Linked DNA regions of Homo sapiens: all the other regions are linked to region 1. Evidence: chromatin loops called from intact Hi-C (ENCODE). Cell type or tissue: heart left ventricle. All regions are shown on one strand.

Region 1 (8,000 bases):
ACCTTTTACCCCCAAGGGGCCTATCAAGGTATTTCCCCAAACAAAGACACTTCCTTCCCTAAAAGGAACTCTGGTACCAGCTGATAAAATAATAACTTTTCTTTGCTACTGCAATGACAAGGTTGCCAAACTGTGCCTATTCTTTGGGAGCTCCAACATTAACTGGGCCTTCTGGCCAATGGGAAAGGTAACCAGTTGGCAGTCCTTGTGACTTAGGATGCACCCAAGATCTCATTGAATTTAATGCTTGCAAGTTTGGGAGGAAGGCTGCGAAGTTCTGATTAACCCATTTTATGATGGAAAAAAGTGGGGTTTAGAATTAGTTTAGCAACAACTGGATGAATGAGCTTCTGAGCAAGAACTTGAACCCAAATCTCAGCTCATTCCATTTTCTCTTTCTTGGTAGTCTTTATGAAAATGGAAAATGTCCCTTGTTTGTTAGTCAAGTCAGCTGTTTTGACAATGAACTTGGTGCCCTGGTGCAGAAGGTCAAAAGTGACATGAGCTATGTGGCAGATAGGTTGTACTAAGTGCTGGGGGAAAAGATAAGCTGTCAGTAGATGCTCTTCTGTGTTGAGACAGAACTATTATCTCTGCAAGATAATCATCTTGAGGCTGTTAGGCAGGGCTCTTGCTAAGGAGGAATCCAGCAGGACTGCTTTGGGAGCCACTTCTTAGGGCCCCTCTGCCATGCCTTTCCCTCATGCTTTTCCCTCTCCCCTCCCCTACACCCTTTCCTCCTTTAAGGCCCAGTTCCCATGGCCGACTGTCCTCTGGGAAGCCATCCCTGGCAGCCACACATGGGTTAAATCCTCTCTCCTGGAAATCCTGTAGGCAATTACTCTCTGCTTTGCACCATTATCAAGTTCTAGACCAGTGGCTTTCAAAGTTTGTTGATTGCAACCCATAGTGAGAAACATATTTTATTTTGAATCTCTGTATATATAACACACCACTTTCCTTCCCTTTCTCTTACACACACACACACACACACACACACAAAGAGAGAGAGAAATATTGTGTGTGCACTATTAAAAAATGTTTCAAATTTCACCCGGTCATTCTGATGCTTTAAAACCTTCTGAGGTTTTCCATTGCATAAAAAGTACATTCCAAGTAAATAGCCTGAGTATAAGGCCCTTTGCTGACTGTCCTCTCGCCAGCCTTCTTGTTGGCTTCGGAAACTCAAAGCCCTTTGGGATTCTCCCCACATGCCAGCTGCCTCCTTTCTCTCACTTTGCACATGCTCTTCCTCTGACTGCAGTGCCGTTCTCCCTCTTCTCGGTTAGAAAACTGCTTTCACTTTAGGAACTCAGATGACCTGCCACCACGAGTTCTGTCCTCTGTCTTCTGCATCTTGATTGCTCTGATCTAGTACTCAACACTGAATTGTAATTACTGATTTGCATGTCTGCATCTTTCCCTAAACCAAGCCCCCAAGTCCAGTGATTTGTATATCTCAGTTGGTTTTATATCACTGGCACCTACTGTAGTGTCATTGTCCAGCAGATGTTCATTGAAAATTAGCAAAAGGACACTGTTCTCCAGTTCCATATTATCATTAATTAAAATCCTTCCATTCCATATGGCCTTAATACCTCTGGCCATTTATATATACATGGTGGTGCAGGGAGTGGGAGAGGGTAGATTTTGGAAGTAGTCACAGTTGATCCTATAGTTCCTGGTGTACCTCCTCCCACTCAGCCAGTAGTTTTCATTGCTAGAGGGAGGATCAGGATTCTGATAGCTGGAATACACAAATAAATAATAGTCAGTGCCCAGCTTTTGAGTTTTTAAACAGATTTGCAAAAATTCATGGCTGAGACAGTAAAGTCTTAAAAGCCAAGGGTTTTATTTTTATCTAATTTTTTTTGAGACAGGTTCTTGGTCCTGCTGTGTCGCTTAGTCTGGAATGCAGTGGCACAATCACGGTCCACTGCAGTCTCCACCTCCTGGGCTCAAGGGATCCTCCAGCCTCAGCCTTCTGAGTAGTTGGGACAACAGGCATGCACCAGCACACTTGGCTAATTTTTTATGTTTTTGTAGATATGGGAGTCTTGCTATGTTGCCCAGCCTAGTTTCGATCTCCTGGGCTTAAGCAATCCTCCTGCCTCGGATTCCCAGTGTTGGGATTACAGTTGTGAGCCACCGTGCCTGGCCAGGGCTTTTGATTTGAAGAGAAGAAAGGGCTCAATGCCAGAGAAAGCAGGTCATAAGGTTTATGCCACAAGCGGTAGATTGGGAAGAAAACGGGTGAAGAGACAGTGTACCTCGCCCTATGCAAGTTTAGGGATTGGGGCCACCTTGAGTGGAGTGGGAGGAGATCAGTGGGTGGGACCAGACCAGGAGGGATCAGGTAGGTAGGGCAGAGTCAGCAACAAGAGGATCAGGGAAAGGCTGAGCATCTGCTGCCACAGTGGACTGTGCTGGGATCCCTGTGAGGCATGCCTCGCATTGTGGGGCTGTGTGGTGGTGGCTGGGCCTTCTGGTCAGGACTCCACCTGTCAAGTGTACAATGGAAGTGACACCTGGCCAGCCCTGTCTGCTCACCCCATCCAACTGCCCTCCAAAGGGGCAGAGGTGATGTGGGAGGAAAAGCCCTAGCACCCATACCTGGTGAACTGAACAGAATAAGCTTGAGATTTCATCCCAAGGGACACAGTCGTGGCAAATCCTAAACCTTTACATACATTTAAAATGTCTTTAAAATTAAAGAATACCTTCTTCTCTTATCCTGTTACCCTGAAGATAATCACTGCTAATTATCTCAGTCCTTCCAGACATTTCTCTCTGCATTGAATATGAATTTTAATTATAAACCAGACTGGAACCTCTCTGAGACCAAGAACTACATCTTATTCTAGCACCTAGGACAATACCCGATGCAGAAAAGGCATTTGATAAATATTTGATAAAATAATTTTGAATGAAAACTGTCTCAAAATTCCAGTAGGCAAAGAAAAATAAGCTGTTTTCATTATTTCATTATTATAAATGACTTTCAGAGAGCTATGTGAATTTCAGGCCGGTGGGGGATAAGTTAGAATGGGAGACGGCTGGTGGGTGGGGGATTTAGAATCACTTGAATCACACTGCTAAGAAGTTCTAGGGCCTGCCAGGTCTTTCAGTGATTAAAAAAGCCCAACAAGCTTTCTCTTTTCTTTCTTCCTCTCTCCTTCCTTTCTTCCAATAGAGATGAGGTCTCACTATGTTGACCGGGCTGGTCTGGAACTCCTGGCCTCAAGCAATCCTCCCACCTTGGCTTCCCAAAGTGCTGGGATTACTGGGATCATAGGCATGAGCCACCTCGCCCCGGCATCCAACATGCTTTCTAAGACCAGCCCTTCCTCTCTCAGGTAGCCAAAGGAACATTCGTTAAGAAAGGTGTGGCCAGCACTGCTGTTGTTGGTTTACAAGGGGATTAGAGAACACGATCCCTATCTTTGGGGAGTGCCCCATTAGACAGCAGGGGGTGGGTCATCCCTGTCCCAGCTCTGGTTCCATTTCTGAGTTCTCCTAACCTGCCTCTTCCTCCCTCTTCCCTGTTGCCTCCCTATCCCCTCCTCCCACCCACCCCTGGGATCAAGGTCAGTTCCTTATCTCAGCAAGCTCTCTTAATTCTGCCATAACTACTGCCCCAGGCTGGGCCACTCCTATCTCCTACCTGGACAACCCACCAGCCCCCACCGTTTCCCGGCTTGTGTTGCCCTCCAATCCCTTCCCTTGAAGTAGCCAGAGGGAGGTGTCCACTCCTGATTCAAGCCCTTCCTTAGCTCCTCATGGCCTGGGGTGGAGTCCAGCCTTCCAGGGCAAAAATTCAGGGCTTCCCGGGTCTGGCCTTGGCCTCTTCCTCTGTGTCCTGGGCTGCTCCCGTGCTTGGGAAGCAGAGACCCTGGACGACTGGTCCTGTTTGTCTCATCAGGAGCTTCCTGGAGGCTGCGTGGGCTGCAGCAGCGAGCCCCAGGCTGGGCTGGGCCGGACTTGGCCGAGTGCAGATGTCTGGCCTGGACACCTGGTCCCTCCACCCCTAGTTTTTTGCCCCCCTTCACTTTCCAGCTCTTCCTTCTACCACCCCCTCAGCCCAAGCCTCATTAAACGCAGACTCTCCAGGCAGAAAGGGCCCCATCCCTGTCACTATTCCTGTAGGGAAACTGCTCAAGATCACAGAGCAGGTCAGAGGCTGCCTGGGTGGGGTGAGAACAACCAGACCAAGCCTCTTTCCTGTGCTTCAAGGAAGACTAGGCAGGGTCTCCACAGCCCCGTAGGGAGGAAGGTGAGGTGCGTGCCCTCCTCTGGCTGTGCCTTGGAAACAGTTGGTCCCTGGGCTGCCCTCCTTCAAGCCTCCCTTCTCCACCTGGGGTGCTTTGATTCCTGGCTGTTGTGTGCGCCTGCTTTGCCATGAGGCCTCAGTGCCTATGGTTGGATCATTAATTCTGGAGTGAGTGGGAGGTGCAAAAGGGACCCAGTTTAGAAAAAATGGGCTTGATAGGAAGGCCAGAATCTGCCACCTGCTGGCTGGATTCAAGTTTCTACAAACTCCTGGTCTTTGAATCTTGCTGTCATCACTGTGACCTTGCTCAGTGTCCCTACCTCCCTCCTCTCATTCGAGGCCCACCGTCTTTCATTGTTCCCGTGTCCCCTTCGCTGGATCCATTCTCCCGATTCATACCAGCATCCCAATCCCAGGGGGATTTGCACATGGAGATGGTTCTGGCAAGGGCAATGCTTAACCCAAAGAAACTATGTGCTAATGGGGGGATTCTGGGCAGTGTGACAAGCCAGATGCAAGGGAGGGGCTCTGGGACAGGAGCTTGCTAGAACTACTCTCACCCGATCTCTAGACACTCACCTTTCTCTGAGTAAGGCTGACCCATTTGTGCTTGTTACTGAATTAAAATTCCAAGGAAAGACAGGCTGCAGGTTGTTCCCAAATAGGAAACACACATACACAGAGAATGAGGAGCCTCTGCCAACATTCCAGGCAGGCCTCTTCCCCTCCCTGCACCATAGCCCTACAGTCCCTGTGCAGGCTGACCAGGGGGAGGAGAAGGATCTGGTAATGTTTCCTGTGGCCGAGGTAAGTGCCTCTGCTCCAGGCAGCCCCCATCACGGCAGCCCTTCCAAGCAGGAAGGCTGGGGGGGCGGGGGCCGGGAGGTGGGGGTGTTTTCAACATGAAGTCATTTCCCACAGTGAAGAAGCAGCCACGTTCTGCACGGTCCACTGGCAGTCTGGGATGTTTGCCCAGCACCAGGAGAGAGTCTAAAAATGCCCAAGCCCATCTTGGGATCTCAGGAGGCTGGCTGGAAGACAACCCAGGAGTCGTCCAATCCCAGAACAAACTGCCCACTCCACACTGAACCCAGCCTAGGATAAAGCTCATCCCAGCCTCCAAGGGCTCCAGGTCCTGCTGGATGATATGATGCCTATACATAGACCACTGGCTGGAGCCCCTCAAGAGCAGGGCTTGTTCTTTCTCATGTCATGGTTCCCAGCACCTGGTCCTAAATAGATGCAGCTACTTGGTATGTGTTAAACTGAGTTGAAAATTCGATTAGGTGTCAGGGGTAGGATAAAGAGTTGTAGGCACGTGCAGGAGGATACTCTTGCTGATGGTAAAGGCATTAGGGACATCTCCGTAGAAGAGAAGGGTCTGAAGTTTAGCTTAAGGTATCCTTACTTGGAGAAAAGAAGGGAGCAGACACCTGGTAGGGAGCATGGCAGTGGGGACAGGTTCAAAGAGCCATGAATGGCACTCTCCTACATCATTATGATAATTAAAGCAATGTGTTGGGCTAGGCAGTGTAATTCGCAGTGTGTAATGGGCAGAGGGGCCAGCGTAACAGACTAGTCATGGAATATATAACATATGAAGAAATTAAGGATACACAGCCAGCCAATGGGGAATTGATGAGTTATTCAACAAATGCAGTTGGGAAAATGGGCTAGTGGGGAGACAGAAAGCAAGTTCGAGCCCGACCTTAGACAGTGTACCATAATAAGTAATGATAAACAGCCGCCCCGTTGGGCTCAGAATTGGAGATTAGGTGGGACAGAAGTACATATGAGACAGATAACCTTATCCATTCACCTGTTCCCTGAGACTCAGCAAAAGTGATTTTCTGCACCCAAGTCCTGTAGGAAGTCATTCTTTGCTTCCTTTTTCCCAATAAATTTCTTCTTTTTTTTAATCACTCGTGCTAGACAATGGGTGGTCTTGGGGATTTGTCCCATCCTCTCAACTGCTAGTGTAACGAAACCTAGGATGACACACCAGGAAGGGACCCTAGAAATTGTCCCATCCCCTCATTTTATAGATGGAGAAAATGGGGCCCAGGGAGAAAAAAAGCCTTACTCAATGTTGCACAACTAGTCGAGGGTAGGGCCAGGCCTGGACCACGCCTTCCCGGTGTCCTGCCCGCTGTTCCTCTGCAGCCCTTTATCCTTTCCTCCTCACCCCTTTTCTAAGGCCCACACTGCTTTCTTCTGGCTCTTCTGAGTTTCCTGTGGTGTACACACTGCCGGGTGCCTGTTCACTTTGCAGCCTGACAACTCTTATTTAAGACAACCTTGGACTACTGAGAGACTGAGGATATCTAGCATCCCTGGTCTCAGAATGGGCCCCGGCCACGCTCCCAGAACAGACTCTGCCCAGCTCTGAGTCTGGCTGGGGACTGGGAACACAGACCTTCTCTGGCTCTGGCTCATAAGACCCAGTCCCTGTGTATTTCCCCCACTACACTGGCTGAGTGACCTTGAACATGTCACCACTCTGGGCCTGACTGCTTTTCTTGAAAACAGGAATAATCGGACCTACCAATTAGAGCTGCTATGAAGATCAAATGAGTCAAGTGTGTGGAATCCTGCCTGATAAACTTCAAGGCACCGTTCCAATGTAGAGCGTTGGTCTCACCCAGACCCCAACACGGGGCAGCATCTATTGAATAGCGGTAGAACAGTGGTTCTTAACCGGGAGGTGATTCTGACACCCCAGGGGACATTGGGCAATATCTGGGGACATTTTTGGTTGTCCCAATTGGATGAGGGTTGCTATGGCATCTGATTGGTGGAGCCAGGGATACTGCTAAATATCTTACAATGTACAGGGCAGCCCCCACAGCAAAGAATTATTCGCCCCAAATGTCAATAGTGCTGAGATAAATGAAGGTGTGAAATTATATCTGTAGGTACAGACGTGGGTTGTCATTCCAGAAAGGCAAAGGAGCTGTGGGTGGGGAGCTGACCATCAAGGTACCATGGTGACCAAGAACAGGAACCACTGGGGTTAAATGAGATGGCTATGCCCAGGTTTGATAAGTTGAAAACATTTTATTTCAATTCTATCCTTGGGAGGCAGCATAAATAATCACAGAAGACCACAAAGGTCAATGGGGAAGGAAAAAAAAAAGCTCCAGAAATGTGGGAGGAGGAGATGAGTGCTGACACTGTCTAGCTGTGGGGTACGGGGTGAGGAGGCCCTACTGTAGCTGGCTGGGAGGATGGAGGTTCATAAAGGAAAGGCCCAGCTCACCTGGAGGGGCTTGGGTAGCCCTGGCCTCTGTGGATGGGATTTTCCGTAGGGCGGCCATGGGAAAAGCAGGTATGGAGTATAATGCATCTAGTAGATCCTAGCTAATGAAAGAAAAGAGTGGACACCCATTTCTTGATTTCCAGATCTCACCCCAAACTGTGACTCTTCTGAGAACAGTGTTTATAAACTCTTTGTGCGTAGTGGGAAATGAAAGGAGGAAAAAAGAAGGAATAAAAGAAAATGTGTACAAGATCAAATGAAATGTGGCATCTCAGAGTTGCGTGACCTTGGGCCACTTCTCTCGGTTTCCTCATCTGCAGAAGGGAGTAGACGTGAGGCTCCATGAGATCCTATGTGTCAAAGGACTGCAGAAACTTTAAAGTGCTATACGGATGCGAGTGGCTGTGGTCATTCTACGTGCATAAGGCTGAAAGTGGCTGAGATAGCGGTGCTGAGACACACGCAGAGCAT
Region 2 (8,000 bases), 53 kb before region 1:
GCAGCACAGTGATCCGGAAAGCTAGAAGAAGTGACGGAGTGACTGACTGCTTCCTGCGTCTGTCTCCCTGTTCTCTGAGGAGTCCTCTAACACCCTCCCCCTGCTTCAGCCCCATTCCTCAGCCCCGCTCACACGGTCGGGCCTTCTTTCAGGTGAAAGAACTTGTCCTGGACAACAGTCGGTCGAATGAAGGCAAACTCGAAGGCCTCACAGATGAATTTGAAGAACTGGAATTCTTAAGTACAATCAACGTAGGCCTCACCTCAATCGCAAACTTACCAAAGTTAAACAAACTTAAGAAGGTAAATAGAGTGGAGTCTGTGTGTGCTGGGAGGCGGGGGTGGGGAGTGGGAAGGGTTATTACCTATGTTTAGAAAGAGTAATTGAAGGGAAAGCCGGGTGCTTGCACCAACATGCCAGACAATTGCCTGAGACTGCTTTCCCTTCTTGCCCGTCTGGGGAAAGCCGGGCAGCTCTGAGCCGGTAGCCTTCATTTTAAAAGCTGTTTCTGCTTTTTCTTTCCCTGCCTTATTTAGCTTGAACTAAGCGATAACAGAGTCTCAGGGGGCCTGGAAGTATTGGCAGAAAAGTGTCCGAACCTCACGCATCTAAATTTAAGTGGCAACAAAATTAAAGACCTCAGCACAATAGAGCCACTGGTAAGTCATTCGGACCCTCCCCTCCCTGCAGGGGTAGGAGGTGGGAGGAATTGGCATCAGCAAATACTACTTTTGCATTTGTCCTTTTCCCACTTAATTTTTTTGACTCTCATGATGTGCTATGAGATAGAATTGAGCTATTGTTTCTGCTGAGTCCATAGAGAAACTGAGGCCCAGAGAAGTTAAATACCTTGACCAAGGTCACAGACAGAATGGGCAGCTATTGTACGGGTAGCGTAGAACCCTAGTTTCAATTTCTGGTCTCCTGCTTTTCCACTCAGTTTCTGCTCAGCTTTGGAAACCTGAGCTGTAATGTCTTCAGGTTCAGGGCATGGCTTGTTGCCCCTTTTTGGGAAGGGAGGAGCAATCCAAGAATTAAACTGGCCCTGGAGGTGGACTCCAGTTTTCTCCTTGGGTCGCTGGCCCCTGAACTGTGAGAAATGAGTCAGTCCTGACATAGAACCCTGGAATGACTGAGAGCCGTGTGGTGTGAGAGCCTCGTGCAGGCAGGCCTTCCTCAACGTGGTGTGGAGAAGAGTGACCCCTGGTCACCAGTCCTTGTTGCGATAGTGAACAGGCTCTCAGGGGCCTGGGTAGCATTTCTGGCTCCTCTGCTCATCCTTGTAGAGATAGACATCCCCTAAGCTTCACTGATTTACCAGCCAGAAAGGGGCAGGTCATGTTCAGAACAACACTTTCTATAATTACCAGGATCTGATTCGCTGTATTCCTTTGATTTTAAGGAAATCAGCTGTAAGATGTGTCACTGAAAACAACTCTTTTGGAATAGGAAATACTACCACATGAAGTAAATACACCTGTTGTGAATATACATATAAGAGTCACCTCATAAGGCCGGGCGTGGTATCTCACACCTTTAATCCCAGCACTTTGAGAGGGCAAGGCAGGTGGATCACCTGAGGTCAAGAGTTTGAGACCAGCCTGGCCAACATGGTGACACCCCATCTGTACTAAAAATACAAAAATTAGCCCGGCGTGGTGGCACACGCCTGTAGTCCCAGCCACTCGGGAGGCCGAGGCAGGAGAATCTCTTGAACCTGGAAGGCAGAGGTTGCAATGAGCTGAGATCGCGTCACTGCACTCCAGCCTGGGTGACAGAGTGAGACTCTGTCTCCAAAAAAAAAAAAAAAAAAAAAAAAGCAGCAGCAGCAGCACCTCAGGCATCTTAGAATCAGGGAAAGGCCAGGAGGACAATTGGCCACGTTTGCCAAATTTCCCTTCTGGGTTTATAGGGGAGGTTGGGTATCCCTCAGATTGGGCTGGAGTTTTCAGGGTTTCTGTCCCAAAAGGCACTCCTTGCTCTCCATGGATGCTCACGGGACTTGCTGGTGGCCAGTGTGGCAGAAGAGGACACTGGCATTTCTTTTCCAAGCTCTTTACCTGTCCATCGATGGCATTGGGGCCAACTAGTAGAATGTGCTTCCCACAGAACTTCTTTTCAGGCCTTTCACTGGTCTCCTAGGAAAAAGCCAAACTATTTTGATCTGTCTGGAAGTCTTGATTTTATAATGTCATTACAAAAGGAAAAAGTCTTTGAAGTTCTGTATATGGGTGAGGTATGGGGATTGAGTATATAAAATCCTTGTAAAACATTGTGATTCAGTCACCATTAGGGGTCAGGCACTCAGGCACGTTCATGTTCACACTCTCCACTGCCCCCTGCCCAGATCACACGTGTCTCAGTGCTTTCTCCGCCCCTGCTTGTCAGTGTGTGTTGCCTTACCGTCCTGGGGCGGGAAGCTGCTTTTGGTAGCAGGTGCTGGGCTTGCCCACACAGACCACTGTCAAGACTTCCTCCCTGCCCTTGGCTTCTGCTGAGAATGACCCAGGTCTCAACTGCAAGGTCATAGAGAGAGCAACCTAGCTCCCGACATTGACTCCAAGGAGCAATGGTTTCACTCCCTTGTTAGACCTGGCCACCTTTGGAATGGGGACTCAGCCTGGGATGGGATTTTTTTGTACCTGGTGCCTCAAAGGTGGGTGAGGTGGGAAGTCAAAATGTAGCTCAGTTACTTGCAAGCAGTATGACCCTTCACTTCCTGGGCCTCAGTTTCCTCTACCATCAAACAGGGATAACATTGGCTAGAACCCGTCTGGTGTAAAGCTTTGACAGAGCACATCGTGTCAAATACCATGGACAGAATTGGGGTCCTCCATTGCTTTTTCTCTTGTCCTTTTTTGACAGGCAATATTCAAAGAGTAAGAGCACAGGTCTGAAGTTGGGCTGCCTGATGAATTACCAAATCCTGTGCCCTCCATTTCCACATATGTGAAATTAACTAATAATTATTTCTACCTTACAGGGGTTGTGAGATAAAGTGACTCAGTACATGAAGTGCCATGTTAACCGCCCTTATCATCATCATTATCAGATGCAGAAGGAGTTAGTTTGTTAGTTCAAGTTGACTTTTGGTTTCCCTCTGGCTCCTTAGTCTCAGGGAGAGGCAGTAAACCTCTTGGCTCATGCACCAAGAAAGCCCCAGGCTAATTTCAAGTCAATCACTGTTAAGACAGAAGCTGTAATTGCAGAATAAAAGTGTTAACATTGGATAAGGCTTCAAAGATCCTCCAGTCCAACCCCCCATTTTCCAGATGGAGACGCCGAGGCCCACAAACTGCAGGTGATATGTCTGGGCAAACACTGTGGCTAAGCAGAGCCAAATCCAAGCTTCCTTATCACCTGGAAGTCATGGTCTGCGCATGCTATCTCATGGCATCCTTGCCTGTTTGCTAGGGCTGTTCCTCCACCTTCCTCCCACAAATCACTTACTGTTGGCTTCATTTTTCCGCTTGCAGAAAAAGTTAGAAAACCTCAAGAGCTTAGACCTTTTCAATTGCGAGGTAACCAACCTGAACGACTACCGAGAAAATGTGTTCAAGCTCCTCCCGCAACTCACATATCTCGACGGCTATGACCGGGACGACAAGGAGGCCCCTGACTCGGATGCTGAGGGCTACGTGGAGGGCCTGGATGATGAGGAGGAGGATGAGGATGGTGGGTGACAGGGTGCGGCCCAGGGCTGCAGGGGCCCAGCTGAGGCCTTGGGGCTCGTCCTTGGCTTTGCAGAGGTGGGTGGGCTGGGTGTTGGGAGGCCCCCACCCAGCTACTGAAGGCTGGCTGTCTGTCTGGTAGCTACCACCTTCCAAAGCTATGGAGGGGAGTAGGGCTGTCTGCTTTGTTTTCCATAGTCCCTAATCTGTCTCATTGGTTGACTTCCCTAAAAGAACAAAGCATGAGTCCCATGCTCATGGAAATATCCTGAGATTCTCCAACTGCATAATAACTCCTTTAAAACCATCCAACTGAATCCCCACTTCAATTTTTGTCCCTTTTCCAAAGCCCCCAGGGAGTGGGATTCTACAGTCTTTCTGTAGTGTGACCCGCACTTAGACACTCTCCCAGGGAGGGAGGGAGGGGATAGAGAGAGAAGAGTGTGTGGCCTGAGGACCCCTCTTTCCCATCTAGGTATTCAGTAGTGGAGAGGAGGTCCAGAGCTAGAGGGGTTGTGGGGCCCCCTGGTGGTTGCAGCCTACAGCCCCACACCTAGGGGCACAGGCTCAGGTGCTCAGGAGCCCCAGGTGCTCAGAAGTGGAGGACTGCAGGCCACTTGTTGGGTTCCCTGGCAGTGTGGTGTGTAGTCGAGGCCTACAGGAAGGAAGGAGGGAAAAGAAGGGAGTCCTGTTCCCTCCCCTTCTCCCTTGCCACCAGCACAGTGCAGCTTTCCCATGCATCTTCGTGGCCAGATAAAGTTGAGAATGGAGACACTTGCCTGATTAATTAATTCAGATACAGGATTTTGGTTTTCTTTGTTCAATTGGGAGTGTTTTGCAAGATACTCAGAGACCATGTTTGCCTTGGTGGGGATCTTGTGATATGGCAGAAAGGAGCCAAAACTGGCAGTCCCGGGACCAGGTCCCCTAGGCCCAGCTCAACTAGTGACTCGATGCGTGACCTTGAACAAGTCAGTTCTCTCTGTGCCTCAGATCTCTCACCTTTAACCTGAGGAGTTTGATTTGATCTTGCCGCTTTCCCGGGCCCTGGAACCTGTTGCTGTGCTCTGACAATTTCCTGGTGGTCTCGGTGTGAGAGGCCTCCAGAAGGGGCCTTTCACATGCATAACACTTGTGAGGGGGGCTTATCTTTGGCACAACTTCAGGATGTGTTTAATTATGTCAGCACTGTTTTCATGAGAGTTAGTGTGTTCCATCTTTGGACTTAGGTGGGTGTGGGAGGGTCATGAGCCCCACACTGAAGACGCTACAAGGGGCCTGTGCTGTGTGGGGGGCGGAGCCAGCTCACCACTAGTTCTGTTTCCGTTCCCCATTTCGATTGCACAGAGGAGGAGTATGATGAAGATGCTCAGGTAGTGGAAGACGAGGAGGACGAGGATGAGGAGGAGGAAGGTGAAGAGGAGGACGTGAGTGGAGAGGAGGAGGTAAGGAGGCTGGGCTGGGCAGGGCCACCGTCTGCCCCTTTGAGGCAGTCCCACTGACTGCCTCTGTGATCAGTCTTGGCAGCCCCGGAGCCCTGGTTAGGAAAGTCGCTCCCCGATGGGTAGTGAAGTGAGTCCATTTCAGAGCCTTTCACTGGGCTGTTTCTGGGGAGACAAGACTTGCAGTAAGCTCTGGGGAGGCTGGATTAGAAGAGGGGAAGAGGATTTTAGAGGCAGGGACTGAACCTGCTGGGGTAAGCCTGGCCGTTGTTTCTATGTGAAGAAGTACAGAATGCATGGCCCCATTTTCTGCTTTTTGCTTTCATATGCTAATTAAGATATTCATTGAGCACTTAAACTGTGCTAGGGAAAACCAAAGTCTGCCTTGAACTGATAGGTAGCAGGATAACACTGCTGGATCCCAAATCAGAGAGTGACACTATGGAAATAGAGCACCAGGAGTTGGCCATTTTCCTAAAGAGATTGGCTGGTTCCCAGTTTTTTAACAAGATCTGTGAGGGGGTGAGTCCCAGCTCTACCACTCGCAAGCTGTGTGTCCCCAGACAATTTACCTGACCTTTCTGAGCCTATTTCTTCATCTGTAAAATAGGGATCATGATAGCTTTCTCACAGGGTTGTTAAGAGGATAAAGTGAAGTGTAAGTAAAATGCTTAAGGACAGTGTCTGACAAGGGGTAAGTGTCTGACTGCTTATTGTAGGCGTTCACACCCTCCTCCAGGTTCCTGGCACTGTGTTGGGTTTTGTGTTTGTGTGTTCTGAGTCTCTCTGTAGCAGAGTCATTTTCTATGACTTGCTCAGAATTCTAAATCAACTCTTGCTAATTGCAAAAGTTAGAACTAGAGAGTTTTAAAGTGACAATAGCATGGACAAGGCGCCTGTGTCCCCTCCCAACTCCCCCCGCAGTTTCCTGTCTCCCTCAATGGAGGATGCAGACACATCCGCTTGCCACACGGACTCACTCAGATAGTGTCTTCCAGTTCCAGCCAGCCGGCCCAGGCTTGAGAGACACAGGCCAATGACAATAGAATCGCGGAGGCCAGGCGCGGTGGCTCACGCCTGTAATCCTAGCACTTTGGGAGGCCGAGGCGGGCGGATCACTTGAGGTCAGGAGATCGAGACCAGCCTAGGCAACATGGCGAGACTCCATCTCTACTAAAAATATAAAAATTAGCCAGGCATGTTGATGGATGCCTATAATTCCAGCTACACAGGAGGCTGGGGCACGCGAATCGCTTGAACCTGGGAGGCAGAGGTTGCAGTGAGCCGAGATGGCACCGCTGCATTCCAGCCTGGGCAATAGAGCGAGACTCAGTTAAAAAAAAAAAAAAAAGCTGGCCAGATGAGCTTGGTTTCTGTTTAGTTGTGCTGCTGGCTTTGCCTTCTCCCTAGGTCTAGACTCTTAGGCTCATCTCTAAAGAATATTGTATTTTAAAAATAAAGTCTTAGTAAAACAGGTTCCCCTAGAACAGGGCAGTAAGTTGTATTGGCTAATAGCTGTTACATCTTCCTCTTCCTGTCACAGGAGTGCTGCATGTGAGGTTTGGGGGGGTGGGGATGGGGGAGGGTTGTGGATTTTGTTTTTTGTTTTTTGTTTTTTAAATAATCTCACTGACCATCTGCATATTTCCAGCTTTCAGTAAAGGAGAGCTTATACATGCAAAAAAAAACCAGAACCTTAGCAAACAGACTGATGAGGGAACTCTTTGGTGACATTTTAAAAGAATGTTTCCCTTGACAAAAAAGAAGTCTGTCACCAAGTTCTTTTAAACTTCAGGAACCAGGTTTAACAAGCAGAGATTCAACTTGCATATACTTTCAGGAGCAGAGGAAAGCAAGGGCCCTGTGTTGAGAAAGAAAGTCATACACCTTGCTGAATCTCAAGCCGGTTGGGAATGATGTCCTCAGGGGGTCTTGAATTTATCTTCCCCAACCCTTCCAGGTGGTCCAAGTTTGCAAGCTAGGGAAGGGGCTGGGTCAGGTGACGTTGAACTTGCCCACAGAATCTGGATTTGCTTAAACTGGGGTCTTCTCTTGAAGCCAAAACTAGATTGAGGACAGATGCAAGAAAGGATGGCCTACTTTGCACGTCAGGGAGTCTGCTCGGGAACTTGTTCTCCTCAGAGAATGTGCAGACTGGAGAGCTGCCTGCCTTACAGGGACTTCAGATCAGAGTTCTTAACCTGGGTCCTGGAATCCATAACCCCCTGAAACTGCTTGCAAATATTATAAATGATACGGACATTTTCTGGAGAAGGAGTTCAAAGCTTTCTGCAGATTTCCCAATGAGTCCTTGATCTGAAATAAATTAAGAACCTCTGCTTTACATTCCTCCCGAGATGTCAAGTCTTGGTGGGGGCTCTGAGAGGCTGGGGGTGACCCCGGCCTTTTTGTGCTCTGTGTGGCTTCCTCAGCATGTCCCAAGGCAGGGCATTTCTAATGTTCTGGTGTCTGTCCTTTCTCCTAGGAGGATGAAGAAGGTTATAACGATGGAGAGGTAGATGACGAGGAAGATGAAGAAGAGCTTGGTGGTATGGCAGCCTTTTTACTCTCAGCTGGTAGCAGCCTGGCCCTTTCACTTTGGCCTTAGATTGCTTAGACTCAGAGGCCCCTGGCAGTGGGCAGGACACTCCTGTCAGAGGCCTCAGATTCCCCTTCCAGCTGTGCAGATGTCTTGCCTCGGTTTCCAAGGATGGCACAGCTTGCTAGTCATGGGTCCCCTGACTTCTCACTGGGTGGGTTGAGTTAAAGAGGTGGGATTAATAACTAATCTAAATGCCGCTTTCTTACTTTTCCAGAAGAAGAAAGGGGTCAGAAGCGAAAACGAGAACCTGAAGATGAGGGAGAAGATGATGACTAAGTGGAATAA
Region 3 (8,000 bases), 98 kb before region 1:
AATGTAGCCCTCACTCCTACTGTGTAACACTGGTCATTCATGGTCCATAATCCTAGGATGTGGGCTTTCTAGAGTCTCCATGAATACCTAGACATCCACGAAGGTTTACACATTCTACATTAGAATGAGCCTAACCTCTTGCATATCCACATTATTGTGCAGCCTCTGAAATCACTGTTCAGCTCTCAGCCTCCCAAAAACTATTATCTGCTAGACATTCTGAAGTCTTGCCCTGCAAATACAGATCTTAACAGTGGGCTGAATAGCTGAGGGAAATTTTAATGCAATTTTTGAGGGCTCCTTTTCTGTAGCTCCTGCCTCTAAGTGACCTTGCCCTCCAAACCCAGCTGTGTTAGAAGGCCTGAGCTCCGATCTTTGTTTCTTCTGCCCAGAGACACTGCCGCTCTCTCTTTGGGCTCCATCTCTCTGTGCTGGGATGAATGTGAGGTTGGCCACGTGCTTCCCTTTTCTGAAGGATAATAATCCAGTGACGCATGTTGTCATTTCACGTAATGTGTCTAGCTTCTATTGTTGTTTACATCAGAAAGGTGAGTCCAGTACCAGCTACTCAATCGTGACTAGAACTGGATGTTAAGAAATTTATTTTTTAAAAGGAATAAATTTAAAAAACCATTATGTTTTTCCCATCTCTAGTTGTAGTGCACAGCTACACATAAAAAGCCTCTTACCACATGCTCTAAAATTCAGATTACAAATTGTATTTTCCTGGCCAGTGCTAAGAGCCAAGAAAAGTTCTATATTTTTATAGGGTTCTGTCTTTTATTTTCATACCTTCCATAAAACACTTAATAACAGCTGGGCATGGTGGCTCACACTGGTAATCTCAGCATTTTGGGAGGCCAAGGTGGGTGGATCATCTGAGGTTAAAAGTTCGAGACCAGCCTGACCAACATGGTGAAACTCCGTCTCTACTAAAAAATGCAAAAAAATGGCCGGGCGTGGTGGCTCACGTCTCTAATTCTAGCACTTTGGGAGGCCAAGGCAGGTGGATCACCTGAGGTCAGGAGTTTGAGACCAGCCTGGCCAACATGGCAAAACCCCATCTCTACTAAAAAATACAAAAATTAGCCAGGTGTGGTGGCGGGCACCTGTAATCCCAGCTACTCAGGAGGCTGAGGCAGGAGAATCGCTTGAACCCAGGAGGCGGAGGTTGCAATGAGCCGAGATCGTGCCATTGCACTCCAGCCTGGGCGACAAGAGCAAAACTCCGTCTCAAAAAAACAAAAAACAAAAAAACCCAAAAACGATTAATAACAAGATAGAATATATTTGACCTAATCTTTGTGGACTTTTCTATTATTCATATAAGTGGAATAAAACTTTAAAATTTACATATTATTTTTTTTGAGACATTTGGCTCTTGTCGCCCAGGCTGGAGTGCAGTGGTGTGATCTCAGCTCACTGCAACCTCCAACTCCAGGGTTCAAGCGATTCTCCTGCCTCAGCCTCCCGAGTAGCTGGGATTACAGGTGTGCACCACCATGCCTAGCTAATTTTTATATTTTTAGTCGAGACAGTGTTTCACCATGTTGGCCAGGCTGGTCTTGAACTCCTGACCTCAGGTGATCTGCCTGCCTCAGCCAAGTGCTGGGACTACAGGTGTGAGCCATGGTGCTCGGCCAATATTGATTTTCCTAATAGAACACTATAGAAATAAATATTTCTTAGGTCAAAGACAGAACATGGAAGTACAAGTGCTCTGATTTCCTTCAAAAGTGAAATAAGAGGGAAATAGATGAGTTTTGTCACCCCATTTTTTCTCGCTTTTTGATGAATACAAAATCTAAAGGAATAAAAGCTGTGCCCAAGTACCTTCACTAAAAATGGCTTGTACACAAAATTAGATCAGAGTTAGGAAGATCTGTAATTGCTATTTCTCCTACACATTGTCTTTTAAGACAATTCAATTCCTGGTTAGCCACCTAAAATAAAAGACAATTCCTGGGTAGGAGCCTAAAATACAATGTTTATAGTAGAAAAGCTTCTGTGTTATGATCATGGAAACTGGAATTTAGTTTTGTTTCCCTCATTTTGGAAAGAATAAAGAAGTTACTTAGCAATCTGTTTCCCCAATACCCTACTGTTATTTACTTGACATTGAAGATTAAAGTTATTTAAATGTTTCAAAGATACTTTTTAAAGTCTGGAGTTCACTATGTCTAAAGTATTCATTAAGTCATTAAATATATATTCAACATTTAATGTTCAAATAATGGAGGGGTAATAAAAATGAATCAAACATTTTTCTTATCTTTAAGGATTTATTGTAATTTTGTGGGAGAGGTAAATAAGCACAGCATGTGGAAGAAAGCAGCCACGTGCTATACTTTACCATGTTATGCAAGTTCAAGGAGAGGAAAGCTCTTGTTTGTGTGGGTAAAATGGATCATCAAAGGTTTCAAAGGAGGCAATGATATCAAATGTGGTCTTAAATTTTGGGTAGAATTTTGCGTGGTGGGGAAAAAAGGATAGACTGTACAGGTGCAAGAACTGCATAGTCAAAGATAGAAAAGAAAAAGGAATAACAGAAGGTCTAATTTGCCTGGAAATTAGAGATAACACTGGAAGGTAGTATGAGGCCTTCTTTGGGGAGTTTTAATGCCAGGTGGGGGAAAGCAGGCCACAGGGAACCAGAGAGGCTGTTGTTGACCGGAGGAGCACTGGAACTGGAACTCAGAAACATTCATCTGGCCACAAAACCACATCAAGACCTCAGGGCCAGTGCTGATCTAGACAAGAGTTTCCAACTACTCAATCTTGAACAAGGTAGTGAATTCTCATAAAATTAAATTCAATGTAGAGGAGTGTCCTATATTCTAAAGCTGAGTCCTCCCTACATTGCCATTTTAAAAATAGTCTATAGAACAATAAAAGATAAGTTTTTTAAAGAATGTCTTTATCTGGCAAAATTAAAAGTTGGGAATTCTATGTTGGTCCTAAACCCTTTTTTTAAATGTTATTGGTGAGAAAACCCAAAGCCTGGGAACTCTTAGCACACGGTGCCAATTTAGACATGAGAAAGGGTGGGGCGAGCTTGCTTGGATAGAGTGGTGAAAAAGTGGGGCTGATAGGAGGAAAGGTAGTTGGAAATTTAGAGGACGAGTTAACCATTTGGTTATGGGAGTCAACAGAGGACAATTCCAAGGGTACCATTAATCAAAACAGGAGAGCCAGAAGGATAAAGGTAGTTTGGTGGAGGCAGAGTAGGCAGAGGCTGGCAAGGAAGAGATTCGTTTTGGAAATGTCATGTGGTTTGTTCCTGTAAGATACCTGTTTGGAAATGTCCAATGAGCAATTAAAATGTCAGTCTGCAGCTTGAGAGGGGAGGACTACTTATTGATGAAACAACAGGCATTTATTTTATACTTACTATGAGCCAAGCACTAAGTTTGGGGGAAAGAGACATATTTGCATGTTATTCCATAGACTCCCTTGCACTGATCTTTTCTACATTAAGTACTTGTTAATATAATCCTTTTATCTGTTTTATGGTGCTTTGAACATGTAAGCCAAGATACAATGGAAATACAATATTCACATTTACAATTGGTCTACAAATGAATAGAAAACTAAGACTGAAAAAAACCTTTATTATTGTGTTAGTTACTAGCATAGGCTACAGTAACAAATGGATACAAGCATATAATGGCACAGCCCCATAAAAGTTTCTTAGTCACAATTTCTCTCTTGGTGGGCAAGTAAATAGGTTGCTGAAATGACTCTTAAGAGACATTTCAGCCTGAGAGGGGGTCCACCTCATAAACACAGGGCTTCCACTGCATCTCAGTCAGTATGCAGTGGCACTTTCAAGCCTTTAAGTGGCAGCATCACTTCCACTTATAATCAACAAGCTAGAACCCAGTCACATGGCCCCAACTAACTGCAAGGGCCATCTAGGAAACATAGTCAAGCTTTGTGTTCAAGGAGAAGAGGAAATGGATTTTGCTGAACAATGAGCAGACTGCCATAATTTTCATTAAATCATCTGAGAAAAAAAGCTAACTTATAGGAAATAAAACACTGGGTCATGAAGAACACTTAGTGTACCAATGAACAGAATCTTTAGCACTGCTTCTCTGGAAAGAAGTAATTGGCACTTATAAGGAACTTCTATTCATGTAACAGTTAAACCATGTTTTATTAGAAACAAAACAGCTGAATTCCAATATTGTTCAGAGTCCTTGCAAGGGTATCATTTGTTTTTTCTAGCTGAATAGTAATCTAAGCTAACTGACCTGAAATGATGGGAAAGAAGACAATATTCCAGTATTAATATGTTTTCTACAAGCACATCATTGATAACCTTCCTCTTTGTTCCCAGGAACATAGGCCTCTTCAATGTGTTTGTGGTTTTTGCATTCGTTTCACCATCAGCATTTTTTCTTCACAATTGTCCTTCAACGACTGCATCCGGTTATGAACTCTTAGTTAGCCTGTGACCACCTGCCTACTTCCAGATTTTGACTAAATTCTCAAACCCTTCATGTCAGTTCTTGAGCCTGAACTGTGCTCAGAGTAGCAGACAGAAACCCATTAGCAGTAATCCATCACTGCTCAAGATCTTTTATCATTTGATATCTAGAGATATCTGCATTTATTTATGAAATATGTCGATTATCCCTTAGAACTAAATTCCTTGTAATTTAAATCAAATATCTTTACTAGGGACATTTCCTTTCCAAATTTTAAGATTATCACCAGTTTTGCTGCGGTAGAGTCTTTTTTTTTTTTTTTTTTTTTTTTTTTTTTTTTTTTTTTTTTTGAGACGGAGTCTAACTCTGTCACCCAGGCTGGAGTGCAGTGGCACCATCTTGGCTAGTTGCAACCTCCACTTCCCAGGTTCAAGCGATCCTCCTGCCTCAGCCTCCCAAGTAGATGGGATTACAGGCGTGTGCCCCCACACTGAGCTAACTTTTGTATTTTTAGTAGAGTTGGGGTTTCACCATGTTGGCCAGGCTGGTCTTGAACTCCTGACCTCAACTGATCTGCCCACCTCGGTCTCAAAAAGTGCTGGGATTACAGGTGTGAGCCACGGTGCCCAGCCAAGGAAGTCTTATTGACATCAGCAGTGATACATTGTTTCTTCTGGCTTCAAATTTGGAAAGGGAAGCATTTGAAAAGAAACTGGGATTTCAGATATTAGCTCTGCTTTACATTGATCCTAAATAGGTGGTACGGTCTCTTGCTGGTAAGTAGTAGGGAGGAAGAGGGGAGATACTATGGGAGTAACATGGATCATCAGGAAACCTTCACAGCATTATTTTGTTAGAACATGTTCGTGGATTTTTGGTTTTGGTCACCTAGCACCAGAACACTTAGTTTAGGCAGAGTCCTAAAATAGGCAGGAGGCAGGGTCACACATCCCACTGTGGAAGCTAAAGGAGGAAGATAATCTTTTCTCTCTGACAGCTGGGGCATCTGCAAATGTTCTTGCCAAGGGCTTTGAACCTCGAGGGAGTGACACAAAAAGGCAGGATGCTGAGATCATTGTAGGTATGGTGGGATTCACAGCCCATAGCAGAGATGACTTCTGAGGTGTGAGGTCCTCTGAAGACTTTACCTAGGGCAGGGACCATCTTGGCTGTGCTCCAAATTGCCAGCTTCCCTGGCTTCTTCTTTCCTGGACCTTGTTCTTTGGTTCTGTGACAGACTTATAAAAATTGCCTTTTTCTTGTGTTGGTCAAGGTAAATTTCTGTTATCTTCACCAAAAATTCTGACTAGCATAAACATTCCACATATCATCTACACCTATAATTTCCATTAAAATACCTGTTTCATTGCAAAAATTATCAATGGAAAACTTTTTAAATATAGACAAATAAAAGACCTCAAAATCAAAAACCACTATGACATCATCACCCATGCAAAACCATTGTAATCAAAGTTTTTAAACATTTTTTGGTACATACTCTCCCAGACTTTTTTCCTGGGCATATGAATCTTTTCTGTTTTTTTCTTTTTCATTTTCCCTCTTCCCCTTTCTTTTCTTTCTTTCGCTATTATAAAAATGCTATGATACAATGATCAACATGTCTGTTATACATCTTTGCACACTTGTATCCTGAGTTTGTCTGCTCTTCTGCCTTATCTATAGAATTACTTCTCAACATGAACACAGACATGAGTTGGCCTAGCCTAGTGAAAAATGTTTGTCACACTTACTTGACTTGCCCTCCAATATATATGTAGAAGTGGTAATTCTCATATACAAGAAGGCATATACAATAATTTCACGTACATTATTGAGTTATAAGACCAATGCAAGGCTGGGCACCACGGCTCATATCTGTAATCCCAGCACTTTGGAAGGCCCAGGCAGGAGGATCGCTTGAGCCCAGGAGCTTGAGACTAGCCTGGCCAACATGGTGAGACCTCATCTCTATAAAAATTTAAAAATTAGCCAGGTGTGGTGGTGCATGCCTGTGGCCCCAGTTACTTGGGAGGCTGAGGCAGGAGGACTGCTTGAGCCCAAGAGGTCAAGGCTGCAGTGAGCCATGATCGCATCACTGCACTCCAGCCTGGGTGGCAGTGAGACCCTGTCTCAAAAAGAAAGGAAAAAAAAAAAAAAAAGACCAATGCAGCAGAGTAAAACATGTTCCTCCACTGGGTAAAAGTCCTCTAACACCTATCGTGGCTATCTCATTTCGTCATGTACAAATGAATTCAAAGTTTTTATATTATAGTTGCTAGGATCCAGAACTTCCAAAGAAAGTTTAGGGTATACATATACTTGCCTGAAAGAACCCAATATTTCAACTAGAAATACGTTAAAAATTTACTAATTTCTCAGAATGCATTAAATTGATCTCTAATTCAAGAGGCGCTGTAGAAAATTTTTTACAAATAGATCATTACTTAGAGGTACAAATAATAATTGCCATTACAAAGCAGAGAATCTAAGAGGATTTAATTATTGTATACATAATTTTACTATGTATACGAAAGTTATAAATGCCATTTGCAAATGGTAAAAACATTAAAAGTTCTTAAAAAGTCTGATCTCTACCTCATATCTTAATAGATTTTAGTATTCTTTTCTTCATAGAGGTAAACCTCAACTCTAGATGGATTAAAACAAATTAGTGGAATCTAAATTAATTGCATTTCTATTTTTCAACCAAAATTGCCTTATGTCACTTTGTTCTATAGCTCCTCATTCCATTATTTGTCTTTAAGGCATTTATTTTTTTCCTTCACAGCCATATTTTAATACTAAAAGTAAGAGCTTACAGCTCTGGTTTTCTTCCTGATGAATGGTAAACAAACTTCCCTCATTGCTACTTCAAAACTGTCTTTAATAAATATATTTAAGAAACCGATTCACAAAATTTCTAGAGACTTCCAAACAAGTGTGCAAGTGATTTTTTTTTTTTTTTTTTTGAGATGGAGTTTCACTCTTGTTGCCCAGGCTGGAGTGCAATGGTGCGATTTTGGCACATGGCAACCTCTGCCTCCCGGGTTCAAGTAAGTCTCCCGCCTCTGCCTCCCGAGTAGCTGGGATTATAGGCACGTGCCACGAAGCCCGGCTTTTTTTTTTTTTTTTTTTTTTTGTATTTTTAGTAGAGATGGCATTTCACCATGTTGGCCAGGCTGGTCTCGAACTCCTGACTTCAGGTGATCCACCCGCCTTGGCCTCCCAAAGTGCTGGGATTACAGGCGTGAGCCACCATACCTGGCTTTTTTTTTTTTTTTTTTTTGAGACGGAGTCTCGTTCTGTCGCCCAGGCTGGAGTGCAATGGAGTGATCTCTGCTCACTGCAAGCTCCGCCTTCCGGGTTCACGCCATTCTCCTGCCTCAGCCTCCCGAGTAGCTGGGACTACAGGCGTGCGCCACCTCACCCGGCTAATTTTTTGTATTTTTAATAGAGACGGGGTTTCACCGTGTTAGCCAGGATGGTCTCCATCTCCTGACCACGTGATCCGCCCACCTCGGCCTCCCAAAGTGCTGGGATTACAGGCATGAGCCACCGCGCCCGGCC

The links. A loop is a pair of places that touch in the nucleus more often than their neighbours do. Peaks named below come from ENCODE experiments on the same cell type or tissue, not always from the same donor. Only the 100,000 strongest peaks of a DNase experiment are listed, where the experiment ranks them.
Region 2: it touches region 1 in a loop (1.9-fold over the local background); 12 of 110 quality-filtered maps call a loop at or near these places.
Region 3: it touches region 1 in a loop (3-fold over the local background); 50 of 110 quality-filtered maps call a loop at or near these places.

What each region holds. Positions count from the first base shown.
Region 1 is chr15:68,727,114-68,735,113 of GRCh38, reverse strand. CORO2B (coronin 2B) reads right to left here. Exons shown (of 12, transcript NM_006091.5): 12 at 7,308-8,000. Among named protein-coding and RNA genes, the nearest start is that of MIR4312, 71 kb to the left of the region's middle. In heart left ventricle, a CTCF peak has its summit at 4,511 (motif pointing left); a DNase peak (open chromatin) is centred at 3,923; H3K27ac peaks cover 2,886 bases.
Region 2 is chr15:68,780,072-68,788,071 of GRCh38, reverse strand. ANP32A (acidic nuclear phosphoprotein 32 family member A) reads left to right here. Exons shown (of 7, transcript NM_006305.4): 2 at 153-302; 3 at 537-659; 4 at 3,477-3,675; 5 at 5,019-5,116; 6 at 7,599-7,662; 7 at 7,930-8,000. The coding sequence ends at 7,991. Among named protein-coding and RNA genes, the nearest start is that of MIR4312, 18 kb to the left of the region's middle. RefSeq lists an enhancer at 1-277 and a silencer at 5,005-5,054. In heart left ventricle, a CTCF peak has its summit at 4,217 (motif pointing left); DNase peaks (open chromatin) are centred at 4,201, 5,182 and 6,111; H3K27ac peaks cover 1,284 bases.
Region 3 is chr15:68,825,047-68,833,046 of GRCh38, reverse strand. No RefSeq gene overlaps it. Among named protein-coding and RNA genes, the nearest start is that of ANP32A, 8.2 kb to the right of the region's middle. RefSeq lists an enhancer at 3,913-3,962. In heart left ventricle, a CTCF peak has its summit at 3,830; no DNase peak of the experiment used is centred here.